2 separate regions of the Homo sapiens genome follow, and region 2 is linked to region 1. Evidence: chromatin contacts called from ENCODE Hi-C or POLR2A ChIA-PET data. All regions are on one chromosome and are shown on one strand. The core of a region is the stretch at or near the end of the contact, and the rest is flanking DNA. Distances in the headings are between cores, read along the strand shown. Region 1 holds the start of PNMA1 (PNMA family member 1). Region 2 holds the start of ACOT4 (acyl-CoA thioesterase 4).

What was found. A loop is a pair of places that touch in the nucleus more often than their neighbours do. ChIA-PET counts read pairs that join two places held with the same protein, here RNA polymerase II (POLR2A). Pooled maps may share reads with other maps.
Region 2: a map of naive thymus-derived CD4-positive, alpha-beta T cell shows a loop between it and region 1 (5-fold over the local background). The contact joins the promoter of ACOT4 here to the promoter of PNMA1 in region 1. A Hi-C loop is called at or near these places in 1 of 168 maps with a recorded cell type or tissue (naive thymus-derived CD4-positive, alpha-beta T cell), 7 of 37 single-sample maps with no recorded cell type and 8 of 50 pooled maps. POLR2A ChIA-PET finds 5 or more read pairs at or near these places in 5 of 52 experiments (B cell, CD4-positive, alpha-beta T cell, CD4-positive, alpha-beta memory T cell and 2 more).

Annotation. Positions count from the first base shown.
Region 1 is chr14:73,708,176-73,715,633 of GRCh38, reverse strand. It overlaps PNMA1 (PNMA family member 1), which reads left to right and starts at 1,250. Exons shown (of 1, transcript NM_006029.5): 1 at 1,250-3,851. The coding sequence starts at 1,995. The coding sequence ends at 3,056. It overlaps MIDEAS (mitotic deacetylase associated SANT domain protein), which reads left to right. Exons shown (of 13, transcript NM_001367710.1): 13 at 1-512. RefSeq lists enhancers at 785-854, 1,795-1,854 and silencers at 1,075-1,354, 1,535-1,704.
Region 2 is chr14:73,589,236-73,595,692 of GRCh38, reverse strand. ACOT4 (acyl-CoA thioesterase 4) reads right to left here and starts at 3,820. Exons shown (of 3, transcript NM_152331.4): 1 at 3,277-3,820; 2 at 1,789-1,991; 3 at 1-644. The coding sequence starts at 3,733. The coding sequence ends at 39. It also overlaps a transcript of HEATR4 not described here. RefSeq lists a silencer at 3,206-3,275 and an enhancer at 3,087-3,586.

The DNA.
Region 1 (7,458 bases), core at 1-2,500:
TTTACAGGAAGTAGGGATATTTTTATAAAACAATTGTGTCCTCCCCACATTTTGCTATGTTAATATTTGCTTCTAACAATTTGCAGCTGTTTCACTTTTTCCTCATTTGTCTCTAAGTTGAAGGCTTTGTTGGAGGGGACAGAGCACAGGAACAGCCTTGACAGTCTGTAATTATTGTACAGATATTTTAATAGCATATAAATAAGTATATTCCTTTTATTTTGAAACAAAAATGATCAGACACTGCCTTTTGTGTGTTTGCTGCCTGTGGCATCCTTTTTTAAAAAGACTGTTACATATTAAAATAGTGTACATATATAAATATTACCTCTTTTGCTGTACAGTTGTGATAGAGACTGAAGATTTTATTTTTTGTGTGCTTTTTATAAGAAAAAAATTAATACACTAAAGAATCTTGCTGATGTGATTGTAATGTACCTATGTAACTTATTTACTTTTGAATGTTCTTCTGTATCTTTAAACCTTTTATTAAATAAGGTTTTAAAAATTCAGAGTTGAATGCTTTGTTCTCTTGGGATTTTCACCATCTGGGGTTGATGTAAGTGCGCCTTGTCTTGCTTGCAGGGAGATTACTCGACATTTTTGAACCATAAGGATTCTCTTTTAGCAGCCTATTGTCAATGATGCCAGCCAGGAAAAGGAAAATAATACACTAATGTTTGCCTGGCTAAAAGATGACTCAGTAGACACAGACAGATTTTTACAAAATTTTAGACAAGAAAAAGTCTAAACTCAGTGTCTCACACAAATACACAGAAATGGCGCACTCCGACATTTTGGCTTCATTGGGATGAAATATGCAGGGTGCACAGTGTGGTCAGGGGCAACGGGAAGCCAGGGTTCTGAGGAGAGTATTTTCACGTGCAGGGTGGACTGGCTGAGCAACCCGAGTAGACAAGTCCACCATGAGGGATGCATTTCCAACAATATCATCTTAAATCCACTCCAGGATTGGGTTATTATTTTTAAAACACGGTGCTTAGTAGTAGTTGTTTACTGTTAAAATGCTAAATTATGAAAAAGGAAATGCGCCATCAGAGAAACAAATGCCCGAGCCCCTCGCTGGCTCCACGGCAACCGCTCGACCCCCGCGAGCCGCCGGAGCAGGCGTGCCTCGCGCCGGCTGGGACACCGTTGCCATGGAGACGCCCGAGCAGCTCCGCCGCGGGGGCGGGACGGGGCGGGGCGGGGCGGACGCCGCTCGCCGGCTGGCCCCATCCTCCACTGCAGCAGTAACGTCGCGGCGGGTTGCGGGTAGGACTGGACGCCAGAGCAGCCGCGCAGCGCCTGAACCGCTGCGGGCCGCCGCGGCCGCCCCTTCCCACCCTCGCCTCTGCTGTCTCCAGCCTCGCTTCTCCGACTTTCCTGCTCCTCTGCTGCCTTCGTTTCTGGTCCTCGGCCGTCCTCGCCGCCCGCCCAGAGGAGTCCCCGCGCCCGCCAAGAAGCCGCTTTCCGCTGGCCCGCAGCCGCCGCGACTTCGGCACAGTTTCTCCCTCTGGCTAGTCTCCCAAACGGCCGCTCCTCGCCCGCGGGAAGACCAGGCTGCGACCGCGAACGCCCGATCCTCTCCAGGAGCCGCAGCGAGCGCCCGGCGGCCACGCCCCGCGACCACACCCCGGCGGCTCTCGGCCCAGCGCGCCTGCCTTCGCCGCCCGCCGTCGCTCCTCGCCCGCTGCACGACGACGCGACGCCCCTGCTGCAGGCGGCGGACCCGACCGGACCCAGACCCAGACGCAAGATGGCGACGGCCGCGTGACTGCCTCAGCGTCCCCGAGCTCGGCTCCGAGTGCACCTACGGACTGACTGTGGGGGCAGAGAAGGGCGAGATCAGGACTCTGTCTTTGTTAATCGTGACTGCATGAAGGTCGCCTCCCTCGGGCCTACTTGGTGGGAGTGTCTGGTATTGTTCTAAGGCCAGGAGCACGGTGAGCCACAGTCTGTTGGTAGAATTTGGCGTCTTGATAGTTGAGAAAATGGCGATGACACTGTTGGAAGACTGGTGCCGGGGGATGGATGTGAACTCCCAGAGAGCTCTGTTAGTCTGGGGCATCCCAGTGAACTGTGATGAGGCTGAAATCGAAGAGACCCTCCAGGCTGCGATGCCCCAGGTCTCCTACCGAATGCTTGGGAGAATGTTCTGGAGGGAAGAAAATGCGAAAGCAGCCTTATTAGAGCTCACTGGCGCTGTAGATTACGCCGCGATCCCCAGGGAGATGCCGGGCAAAGGAGGGGTCTGGAAAGTGTTATTTAAGCCCCCAACTTCTGATGCTGAATTTTTAGAAAGATTGCACCTCTTCCTAGCTAGAGAGGGGTGGACCGTGCAAGATGTTGCCCGTGTCCTTGGGTTTCAGAACCCTACTCCGACCCCGGGCCCAGAGATGCCAGCAGAGATGCTAAACTATATTTTGGATAATGTTATTCAGCCTCTTGTTGAGTCCATATGGTACAAGAGGCTGACACTTTTCTCGGGGAGGGACATCCCAGGGCCTGGAGAGGAAACCTTTGATCCCTGGCTGGAGCACACTAATGAGGTCCTAGAGGAGTGGCAGGTGTCCGATGTAGAAAAGAGGCGGCGGTTGATGGAGAGTCTTAGAGGCCCCGCCGCTGATGTTATTCGCATCCTTAAGTCCAACAACCCCGCGATAACCACTGCCGAATGCCTGAAGGCGCTTGAGCAGGTGTTTGGGAGCGTTGAGAGCTCTAGGGATGCCCAGATCAAATTTCTGAACACTTATCAGAACCCGGGAGAAAAATTGTCTGCTTATGTCATTCGTCTGGAGCCTCTGCTACAGAAGGTGGTAGAGAAGGGGGCCATTGATAAAGATAATGTGAACCAGGCCCGCCTAGAGCAGGTCATTGCCGGGGCCAACCACAGCGGGGCCATCCGAAGGCAGCTGTGGCTTACCGGGGCTGGGGAAGGGCCAGCCCCAAACCTCTTTCAGTTGCTGGTGCAGATCCGTGAGGAGGAAGCCAAGGAGGAGGAGGAGGAGGCTGAGGCCACCCTTCTGCAGTTAGGCCTGGAAGGGCACTTCTGAGTGCCAGGAAAGGCAGCTTTAGTGCAGACCTAGATCACAGCTACTTTTCTTGTCCCTGTGGGGTCTTACAGATGTGTCTCTGAGTAGTAAAGGCTTAGCCTTGTTCTGTTTTGTTGTTTTTTGGAGGGGAAGGTTAGTCAGGCCTGAGTATTCATGTAACATTCTAAAATTGTGCCAGCGAGCACCGTGAACGACTGCAATGCAAGCGGGTCTTGCTGGCTAAAATGCCAGGTAAAGGGTTGGTTGGACACAGCGCTTAGTGCACGCTGTCATCATGGACATCATAATCAGTTGTGAAAAACACGCGAACCTATGACACTTCTTATTCCACACTGAATGTGAAATTGCATGTTCAGATGTTTACTACGAGGCCTGGCTCACAGGAAGTGTTCAGTAAAAGTATGCACTGTTAGATTACTGATAACGCGGATAGATTTTTGTTTACCATAAATTGTTCCAGATTTATATTAATGGAAGGAAGTGTGCATTTATTAGCTATTACTCAACTTTACAATGCAAACATCTTATTTCTCATCTTTAAACATGTCGACCAGTTTAATTGAAAAGTATTCTGAGACTGCAAAATGGGGTGTTAAAAAATACTGCAGTTACGGAGCTGTGTAAACCAGTTTCTCATTGCATAAGATACAGATGTAAATTGCATGGAGAGGTTGATATGCACCTGTACAGTAATTCACTCCCCCATTTCACATCTTTGTCAGAGAATAGTTCTTGTTCATACTGAGTGTTCTAAATTTGAAGTTATATATACAAATTAAAATATTTTAAAAATTCTGTTGTCTTCTCATTTTTCTGGCATGTATAAACATTTTTAGCCTAAGTAAACTGTCCTTTTTTCTTATGAAGACTTTGTCATTAAATCAAACCATTTATTTTAAGCTTTGTATGATACTATGTGAATTTAAATGGCAGGTCCTTTTTTTCCTTCCCCTCTTGCTGTCATCTTAACAGTTTTTTGTTTTGTTTTTTAATTTTTAAAATTTTTTATTTTTATCGGGCAGAGAGGGTCTTGCTCTGTTGCCCAGCCTGGAGTGCAATGGAGCGATCTCGGCTCACTGCAACCTCTGCCTCCCGGGTTCAAGTGATTCTCCTGCTTCAGCCTCCTGAGTAGCTGGGATTACAGACATGCGCCACCACGCCTAGCTAATTTTGTATTTTTTTAGTAGAGACGGGTTTCACCATGTTGGTCAGGCTGGTCTGGAACTCCTCACCTCAAGTGATCCACCCACCTCGGCCTCCCAAAGTGCTGGGATTACAGGCGTGAGCCACCTCGCCGTCTCTACTAAAAATACAAAAATTAGCCGGGTGTGGTGGTGCGTGCCTGTAATTCCCGCTACTTGGGAAGCTGAGTCAGGAGAATCGCTTTGGGAGGCGGAAGTTGCAGTGAGCCGAGATTGCGCCATTGCACTGCAGCCTGGGCAACAGAGTGAGACTCCATCTCAAAAAAAAAAAAAAAAAAATTTAGATACCAGATTTGGCTCACACTTGTAATCCCAGCACTTAGGGAGGATTGCCTGAAGCCAAGATTTTGAGACCAGCTTGGGCAACATAGACCCAATCTCCACCCAAACTTTTAAAAATTAGCCAGGCATGGTGGCACACGCCTGTGGTCCCAGCACTAAGGTGGCCACCCAGCGGCTAAGGTGGGACATCGCTTGAGCTCAGCAGGTTGAGGCTGCAGTAAGCCATGATCGTCCCACCGCACTCCAGCCTGGTGATAGAGTGAGACCCTGTTTCTCAAAAAATTTTTTTTTAGAAAATCTTGAAATGGGGTTCAGGAGGTTATCTGGCAGTGTTTTTCTCTTAAGATCACTTTTCAGCTAAACATTTTGTTTCACTGAAGAAATAGCTATAATTCATCACACCTGTGTAAAATGAAGGCTATTTTACAGCAACCATTTTATAGCAGGACGATATAAAAAGGGAAATACAACTTTAAAACATGTTTATTTTGCTGCAAAGATTCAGTGATTGAAGATGTCCATCTTTTGAGATCCTCAGTGAATCTAAAGTTATTACATGAATATTGTGTTCAGTGAGCCTTTCCCTAATAAGGTTTTAAAATTATAGCTGAGCCATTCGACAAGTCTATAAGGGGTAATGTATGTTCTTCCAGATTTTTCGGTACACGTATTCGCTTCATGTCAGTACATCCCTTTCCTCCTGTCACAAAAACATCTCCACATACTTGCCTTGGTTCCCAACAGATATGCTCAGCTTCACTTACCACAAACACTTGGCATGTCTTCACCTGCTACCCATCATTCACAGAACTTTCCCCTCCATTCCCACCAGCATCAGGTGCACACTCACCCCTCTTACACTCTTGACACACTGTCATCTCCCCGTCAGTACTCCCATCATAACATACACCCTCCTCCTGCTCCACATGTACACGATGTCAGTCTCCCACCCCCAACATATATTCCCATTTCTCCTCACACCCACACACACTCCCACCACCAAACACCAACCAGCCACCACATATGTATACACACTCCCACTCCACACATATACACACATACTGCATTTTTTTTTTTGAGACGGAGTCTCGCTGTGTTGCCCAGGCTGGAGTGCAGTAGCGTAATCTCAGCTCACTGCAACCTCTGTCTGTTGGGCTCAAGTGATCCTCCTGCCTCAGCCTCCCAAGTAGCTGGGATTACAGGTGTGTGCCACTACGCCCGGCTAATTTTTGTATTTTTAGTAGAGACAAGGTTTCACCATGTTGGCCGGGCTGGTCTCAAACTCCTGACCTCGTGGTTTGAAAGTACTCCAAAAATGCTGGGATTACAGGCGTAAGCCACCACAACTGGCCCACATACTACATTTTTAAAAATGGGCCCGTTGTAGTGGCTCACACCTGTAATCCCAGCACTTTGGGATGCTGAGGTGGGAGGATCACTTAAGGACAGGAGTTCAAGACCAGCCTGAGCAAAATACCAAGACCTTGTCTCCACAAAAATAAGTAAATTTAAAAATTAGCCAGGCTATTTAGGAGGCTGATGCAGGAGGATTGCTTGAGCCCAGGAGTTCAAGGTTGCAGTGATCTATGAACATGCCACCGCACTCCAACCTGGGGTGACGGAACAAGACCCTGTCTCGAAAAAAACAAAACAAAACAAAAAACCACGCACACAGATGCACCAAAAAAACAAACTAGGTATATAAGGATTATTCGGGGGGGGCGGGGGGGTTGTTTGTTTTGTTTTTTTGGTGTATGCTTGGGGTTTTTTTTTTTTTGGCCCAATATGTTATGGACATCCTTCTACAGTTTAAACATGGGGGGATAGACCTTCTTTTCATAGATGCAGAGTTGGCTGCATTCTTAGGAGGGAAGTTATTTTCATGCACGTCCGTGTGAAGAGAGCACCAAACAGGCTTTGTGTGAGTAACGTGGCTGTTTATTTCACCTGGGTGCAGGCGGGCTGAGTCCGAAAAGAGAGTCAGCAAAGGGTGGTGGATTATCATTAGTTCTTATAGATTTTGGGATAGGCGCTGAAGTTAAGAGCAATGTTTTGCGGGCAGGGGTGGATCTCACAAAGTACATTCTCAAGGGTGGGGAGAATTACAAATAACCTTCTTAAGGGTGGGGGAGATTACAAAGTACATTGATCAGTTAGGGTGGGGCAGGAACAAATCACAATGATGGAATGTCATCAGTTAAGGCTATTTTTATTTCTTTTGTGGATCTTCAGTTACTTCAGGCCATCTGGATGTATACGTGCAAGTCACAGGGGATGCGATGGCTTGGCTTGGGCTCAGAGGCCTGACATTCCTGCCTTCTTATAATAAGAAAAATAAAACAAAATAGTGTTGAAGTGTTGGGGCGGCGAAAATTTTTGGGGGGTGGAATGGAGAGAGAATGGGCGATGTTTCTCAGGGCTGCTTCAAGCGGGATTAGGGGCGGCGTGGGAACCTAGAGTGGGAGAGATTAAGCTGAAGGGAGGTCTTGTGGTAAGGGGTGATATTGTGGGGATGTTAGAAGAAACATTTGTCGTATAGAATGATTGGTGATGGACTGCATATGGTTTTGGATGAATTGAGAAACTAAATGGAATAAGAGAAGGAGAAAAACAGGTATAAAAGGTCTAAGAATTGGGAGGACCTAGGACATCTGATTAGAGAGTGCCTAAGGAGATTCAGCATAGTCCTGCCGGCAAAGATTATTTATTTACTTCAAGAGTTTAGAGTGGCAGTTTGGGGATAGCACCAGGAGATATCAGCTGTGATGGCTTGGAGAAACAGTATAAACCAGCAGTGTAAACAAGAGCAGGGCATGTATGAGTAGTTGAGAATGGTGAATAGGAGTATGACTAGACAAAAGATAGTAGGGATGACAAGTTTTTTTGGGGCACAGTCTAAGTTGGTCTGGTGTCGAATG
Region 2 (6,457 bases), core at 2,571-5,070, 120 kb after region 1:
TGATCTTGAATCTCTCATGTCAACAACAGACAAATGCATTACAATTTAGGGACAGCTGTTTTCTGGGTACCTCCCAGGTGTTTGCAGAAGAAGGCTAGAATTTGCTTCCAGGCATCTTCCTGGGCCTTAGAATGAGCCCTGGGCTCCCCACCCCATATAACATGTTTGTTCAGTAATCTGTGAAGGGAAGCTGGGCACAGGGGGAAGTAAGGAGGCTCGATGTAATGCCCAGTCCCAGGGTAACAGATGATCTGGGGTTTTTCCTTTCCATGGGCCTGTAACCGTTCAGAGACTGTTTGGGCATACAACTCACTTCTCCAGTTATGGTCATCCTGACCAACAATGAGCAGGATGGGCCCCTGGGCCTTCTCTATTGGAATCATGCTGGGGTTCTTGTACCCTCCTACGAGAGCATTCCTTATATCCACAATGTCCACGAGGCCTGAGAAAGCTACCTTGATTCTCCTCAGGTCATAGCCCAATGGTGGAATGCTACTGTGCTTATAGTTGATGGCTGTGTTCCCACTGATCCCAGATCCATTGATGGAAACTGTGGCTGAGACATTCTTCAAGAATGAGGCCATTGAGAGACAAATATCAGCTCCTAGAGAAATGCCCAAAAGCCCAATGCCTGGGCCTTTTACCTGGAAGAAAAGAAGAGAGGAGAGTTGAGTCAATAACTTATCCAGATTGGGTGCGGTGGCTCATGCCTGTAATCCCAACACTCTGCGAGGCGGAGGCGGGCGGATCACTTGAGGTCAGGAGTTTGAGACCAGCCTGGCCAACATGGCAGAACCCTGTCTCTATTAAAAATACAAAAAAAAATTAGCCGAGTGTGGTGGCGCACGCCTCTAATCCCAGTTACCTGGGAGGCTGAGGCAGGAGAATTGCTTGAGCCCAGGAGGCGGAGGTTGCAGTGAGCCGAGATTGCGCCACTGCGCTCCAGCTTGGGTGACAAAGCGAGACTCCGTCTCAAAAGATAAATAAATAAATAAATAAATAAATAAATAAATAAATAACTTATCCAATGCAAAAACATTTTTCTAAAATGCAAACAGAGATGCTGCTAGCTTTAATCTGGGAATCATCCACAAGAAAATCAACCTCAGCTGACAGGGGAGTTTCTTCCCATGTGCAGAATATCTGGCTGAACACATGGCAAACACATCTTAAAATCACTGAAAAACTTGGAAACTGGTTATAAGCATTTCAGAGAATTATCCACTAGAGAATGCTGAGCCGCTGAGCCGCTGAGCCACAGATCCCATCAAGTTCAGGGCCACATTCAGGTAGGTCTGACTGAAGTCTTCATGTGGCAATGCATCCAATAGTGTGGAACCAGGTTGTTTCAAGATGTGAATCATTCATCAGATCATTTGCCATATGTATTGGCAAATGATTACAAAGCAAGACTTCAGAGTAAGTAAGTTTGTTCTTGGCTTCTGAAAGGGGTGGACAAGTTCTGACCAAAATCTGAGAACATACTCTGACACCAGGAAATTAAAATTTAAAAACAAGCATGCAAAGACAGTAGATTAGAAATTCAATTTGCAATATACAGATAATATTTAATATTACTAAATAAAATCTCATGTGGATTTTACAATTAATTCTATATCACAAATTCATCTGACAGAAAAAGTGGAAATAGCACCTTAAGCCAAGGAAGTCTCCAGAAGACATCTTTGTGAAAGAGGAACAGAGCAGCATTTCTGCACGTGGTAAAGGTTACACTCTCTATGGAAATATTTCTAGAGAGACTGATTAAATAAAGGACATGAGGAGAACCTGGGGATGTTGAAGCATGTAGCATACGGCTTCTTCGAAGTACTCCAGGGATATGTTGTCCATGTTATTGGGGAGATCTTCAAAGTTATAATAAGCTAGAGCCAACGTGGCAAAGCCATGGCCAGCAAGGAGGCTGGCTCGATATTCCAAGAGGCCCCCTCCAATACCAAAGATGTCAATGATCCCTGGGAAGGGTCCAGGTCCTAGAGAACAAAATATTATAAATGTAAGCCATTATACAATTTAAAGAATTTGCTTTCCTGGCTGGACACTGTGGTTCATGCTTGTAATCTCAGCACTTTAGGAGGCCAAGGCAGGAGGATTGCTTGAGGCCAGGAGTTCAAGACCAGCCTGGACAATGTAGTGAGACCCCATCTCTACAATCTTTTTTTTTTTTTAATTAGTCAGTGTGGTGGTGTATGCCTGTAGTCCTAGCTACTTGGGAGGCAATGGAGGGAGGATCACTTGAGCCCCAGAGGTCAAGGCTGCAGTGAGGTGTGACCACACCACTGCACTCCAGCGTGGGCAACAGAGACAGACACTGTCTCAAAAAAAAAAAAAAAAAAAAGAAAGAAAGAAAAGAAAAAAGATTGAAACAAAACTTTATGTTCTGTTGCATCAGCCCTCTGGTTTTTAGTGTACTGATATTTCAGATGTCTATGTAGAAAGGGAGGAAAGAAAAAGAAATACCCAGAGATGGTTTTAGGTGAGAAAGGCAGTGGAGTCTGAAGTGTGACCTGTGATAAAGCAGCACATGAAGAAGTGGAGAAGAGACAGTGTGCCTAGAACACTAGAGAAGACGACATGGTAATAGCTTCATTCACTGTCATCATTCTGCCTTAGACAAGTCAGGCTGATGCCTGTAGAAATCTGTAGGGTAGTGATTAATAGCAAAGTGGATAATGTACCTGACGACCTGAACCTGTTTTTTCATCTGCAGAATAACAATACCAACTTCATTGGGATATTATAGAGACTAACTGATAGAATGCAAGTAAAAACCGTAGTACACAGCCTAACAAAAAATCCTTTTTTTTCTTTTTTCTTTTTTTGAGACGGAGTCTCGCTCTGTCACCCAGGCTGGAGTGCAGTGGTGCGATCTCGGCTCACTGCAACCTCCATCTCCCAGGTTCAAGCGATTCTCGTGCCTCAGCCTCCCGAGTGGCTGGGACTACAGGCGTGTGCCACCAGGCTGGACTAATTTTTGTATTTTCGGTAGAGTCAGCGTTTCACCATGCTGGCCAGTCTGGTCTCAAACTCCTGATCTCAAGTGATCCGCCCATCTCGGCCTCCCAAAGTGCTGGGATTACAGGCGTTAGTCACCACGCCCGGTACCAAACCCTCTATTTTGGTAGAGTGGCCACTGACATAGTCAATGTTAGCTTCTCTGATCTTGCTCCAAAACCAAACCAGTGCTAAATCAGCACTGGAAACAAACGGAGACTCAGGCCACTGACGCTCACACCACCCGCCAGCAGCCTGGCTCACCTGGCGGCAGGAAGAGCGTGGCGCGCACCCGGCCCGCTCGCACCGACTGGCGCCGCACCCCTGGCGGGAGGAAGTGGCGCTCGTGCTGCGCCTGGCACAGCAGCCGTCCAGGCTCGGGGTCGTGGCCGTCCAGCACCTCCAACTCCACGACAAAAGGAATCTGTACGTCCCGCTTCAGGAAGCGCCAAAAAGGCTTCTCGGGTTCCAGGGCCCAGAGCAGCCCCATGGGCTCGAGTCCCGCGAAGCTGCCGCCCAGCGCGGGTGCGCGCTCCAGGTCCAGCTCGCCGCGGGCGTCGGCGCAGTAGCGCGCGTGGGCCCGGAAGAGCGCGCCCTTCTCGTCGCGCAGGGACGCGCGCAGCGTAACCCGCTGCTCCGGGGCCAGGCCGCGCACGGCAATGCGCACCGGCTCGTTCCAGCAGCAGCGGCCTGGGGGCTCCAGGATCAGCGTTGCTGACATCTTGGAGCCGGAGCGGGGAATTCAAAGGTCGAGGCCCGAGACCCGTCCAAGATCGTGGCAAGCGCGCCGAATGTCCGGACGGCGTCCGGCGTCCCCTGGTGCCGGAAGCTGCCGGTGGCTGAGCAGTCCCAGAAAGCCCCTGGGACTTCAGACCGGTTAACCCGGCGCTCCGGACTCGTCTGAGGCAAAAGTAGCCAGGCTCCTCTTCAGGGTCGTCTCCTTGGGCCCCGGGGCGCGCAAGGTGTGGCGCCCAACCCACCCCGTAGAAAGCCTCTCTGCCTCACACCACCCTCGGTTGTTGGAATGAAAGTTGTTGGATGATCAATTTGTGGTGAAACCAAAAGCCAATGAGATCAAGCCAAATTCCAGCCTTTCATGGGCTCCATGGAAGGTTTTGTTTTTAACTTTTTTTTTTTTTGAAACAGAGTCTCCTCTGTCGCCCAGGCTGGAGTGCAGTGGCGCTTCGGCTCACTGCAATCTCCGCCTCCTGGGTTCAAGCGATTCTCCTGCCTCAGCCTCCCGAGTACCTGGGATTACAGGCGCGCGCCACCATGCCGCTAATTTTTGTATTTTTAGTAAAGAGGGAGTTACACCATGTTGGCCAGGCTGGTCTTGAACTCCTGACTTCAAGTGATCTTCCCGCCTTGGCCTCCCAAAGTGCTAGGGATTACAGGCGTGAGCCGCTGCGCCCGGCCTGCTTTTTTGTTGTATTTGAGACAGGGTCTCTCTCTGTCATCCAGGCTGCAAGGCGGTGGCTCGATCACAGGTCACTGCAGCCTCCACCTCCCAGGCTCAAGTGATCCTCCTGTCTCAGCCTTCGGAGTAGCTGTGACTACAGACAGCGCACCACCATGCCACGTTAATTTTTAAATGTTTATTTTTAGAGAGGAGGTGTCACCCTGTTTCCCAGGCTGGTCTCGAACTCCTGAGCACAAACTATCCTCCTGCCTCTGTAGTCCCAAAGTGCTAGTGATACGTGACAGCATGCTGGCTGCCCTCGCTCGCTGTCGGCGCCTCCTCGGCCTTGGCGCCCACTCTGGCCGCGCTTGAGGAGCCCTTCAGCCCGCCGCTGCACTGTGGGAGCCCCTTTCTGGGCTGGCCAAGGCCGGAGTCGGCTCCCTCAGCTTACTGGGAGGTGTGGAGGGAGAGGCGCGGGCGGGAACCGGGGCTGCCCGCGGGGCTTGCGGGCCAGCGCGAGTCCCGGGTGGGCGTGGGCTCGGCGGCCCCGCACTTGGAGCGGCCGGCCGGCCCGCAAGCCCCGGGCAGTGAGGGGCTTAGCACCTGGGGCAGCAGCTGCTGTGCTCGATTTCTCAGCGGGCCTTAGCTGCCTCCCCGCGGCGCAGGGCTCGGGACCTGCAGCCCGCCATGCCTGAGCCCCCGCCCCCGCCGTGAGCTTCTGCGCGGTCCGAGCCTCCTCAACGAGCTCCGCTCCCTGCTCCACTAACGCCCAGTCCCATCGACCGCCCAAGGGCTGAGAAGTGCGGGCGCACGGCGCGGGACTGGCAGGCAGCTCCACCTGCGAACCCCGTGCGGCATCCACTGGGTGAAGCCAGCTGGACTCCTGAGTCTGGTGGGGACTTGGAGAATCTTTATGTCTAGCTAAGGGATTGTAAACACACCAATCAGCACCCTGTGTCTAGCTCAGGGTTTGTGAATACACCAATCGGCACTCTGTATCTAGCTAATCTAGTGGGGAGGTGGAGAACTTTTGTGTCTAGCTCAGGGATTGTAAACGAACCAATCAGCACCCTGTCAAAACGGACCAATCGGCTCTCTGTAAAATGGGCCAATCAGCAGGATGTGGGTGGGGCCAGATAAGGGAATAAAAGCAGGCTGCCAGAGCTAGCAGTGGCAACTTGTTGGGGTTCTTTTCTACGTTGCGGGAAGGTTTGTTCTATTTAGTTTTGTAATAAAGGTAGCTCAGTTTTTGGGCCCGCACTGCTGTTGTGAGCTGTAACACTCATTGCGAAGGTCCGCAGCTTCACTTCTGAAGCCTACCAGACCACGAACTCACCAGGAGGAACGAACAACTCCAGACATGCCGCCTTAAGAGCTGTAACACTCACCGCAAAGGTTTGCAGCTTCACTTCTGAGCCAGCAAGACCACGAACCCACCAGAAGGAACAAACTCTGAGCACATGGGAACATCAGAAGGTACAATCTCCAGACACGCTGCCTTTAAGAACTGTAACATCTCCGCGAGGGTCTGTGGCTTCGTTGTTGAAGTCAGTGAGACCAAGACCAGTCTGGAAACACCAGGATTATAGGTGGGAGCTACCTGCCGTGCCTGGCCATACATGTCAGTTTACTTAAAAAAAGCTTTTTGATGAAATATAAGGTAGGCTAGGCACAGGGGCACACACTTGTAATCTCAGTGCTGTGGGAGGCCGAGTTGGGCGGATCGCTTGAGGTTGGGAGATCTAGACGAGCCTGTCCAACATGGTGAAACCCGCCTCCACTAACAATACAAAAATTAGTGGGGCATGGTGATGTGCACCTGTAGTCTCAGCTACCTGGGAGGCTGAGGCAGGAGAATTGCTTGAACCTGGCAGGCAGAGGTTGCAGTAAGCTGAGATCATACCACTGCACTACAGCATCGGTGACAGAGCGAAACTTTCAAAAAAAGGAAAGGGAAAAAGAAAAGAAAAAAGGGAAGGAAGAGAGAAAGCAAAAGTATTGGAGATAGTAAAAAGATCAGTAGTTGCCAGGGATTGTGGGGAGGGA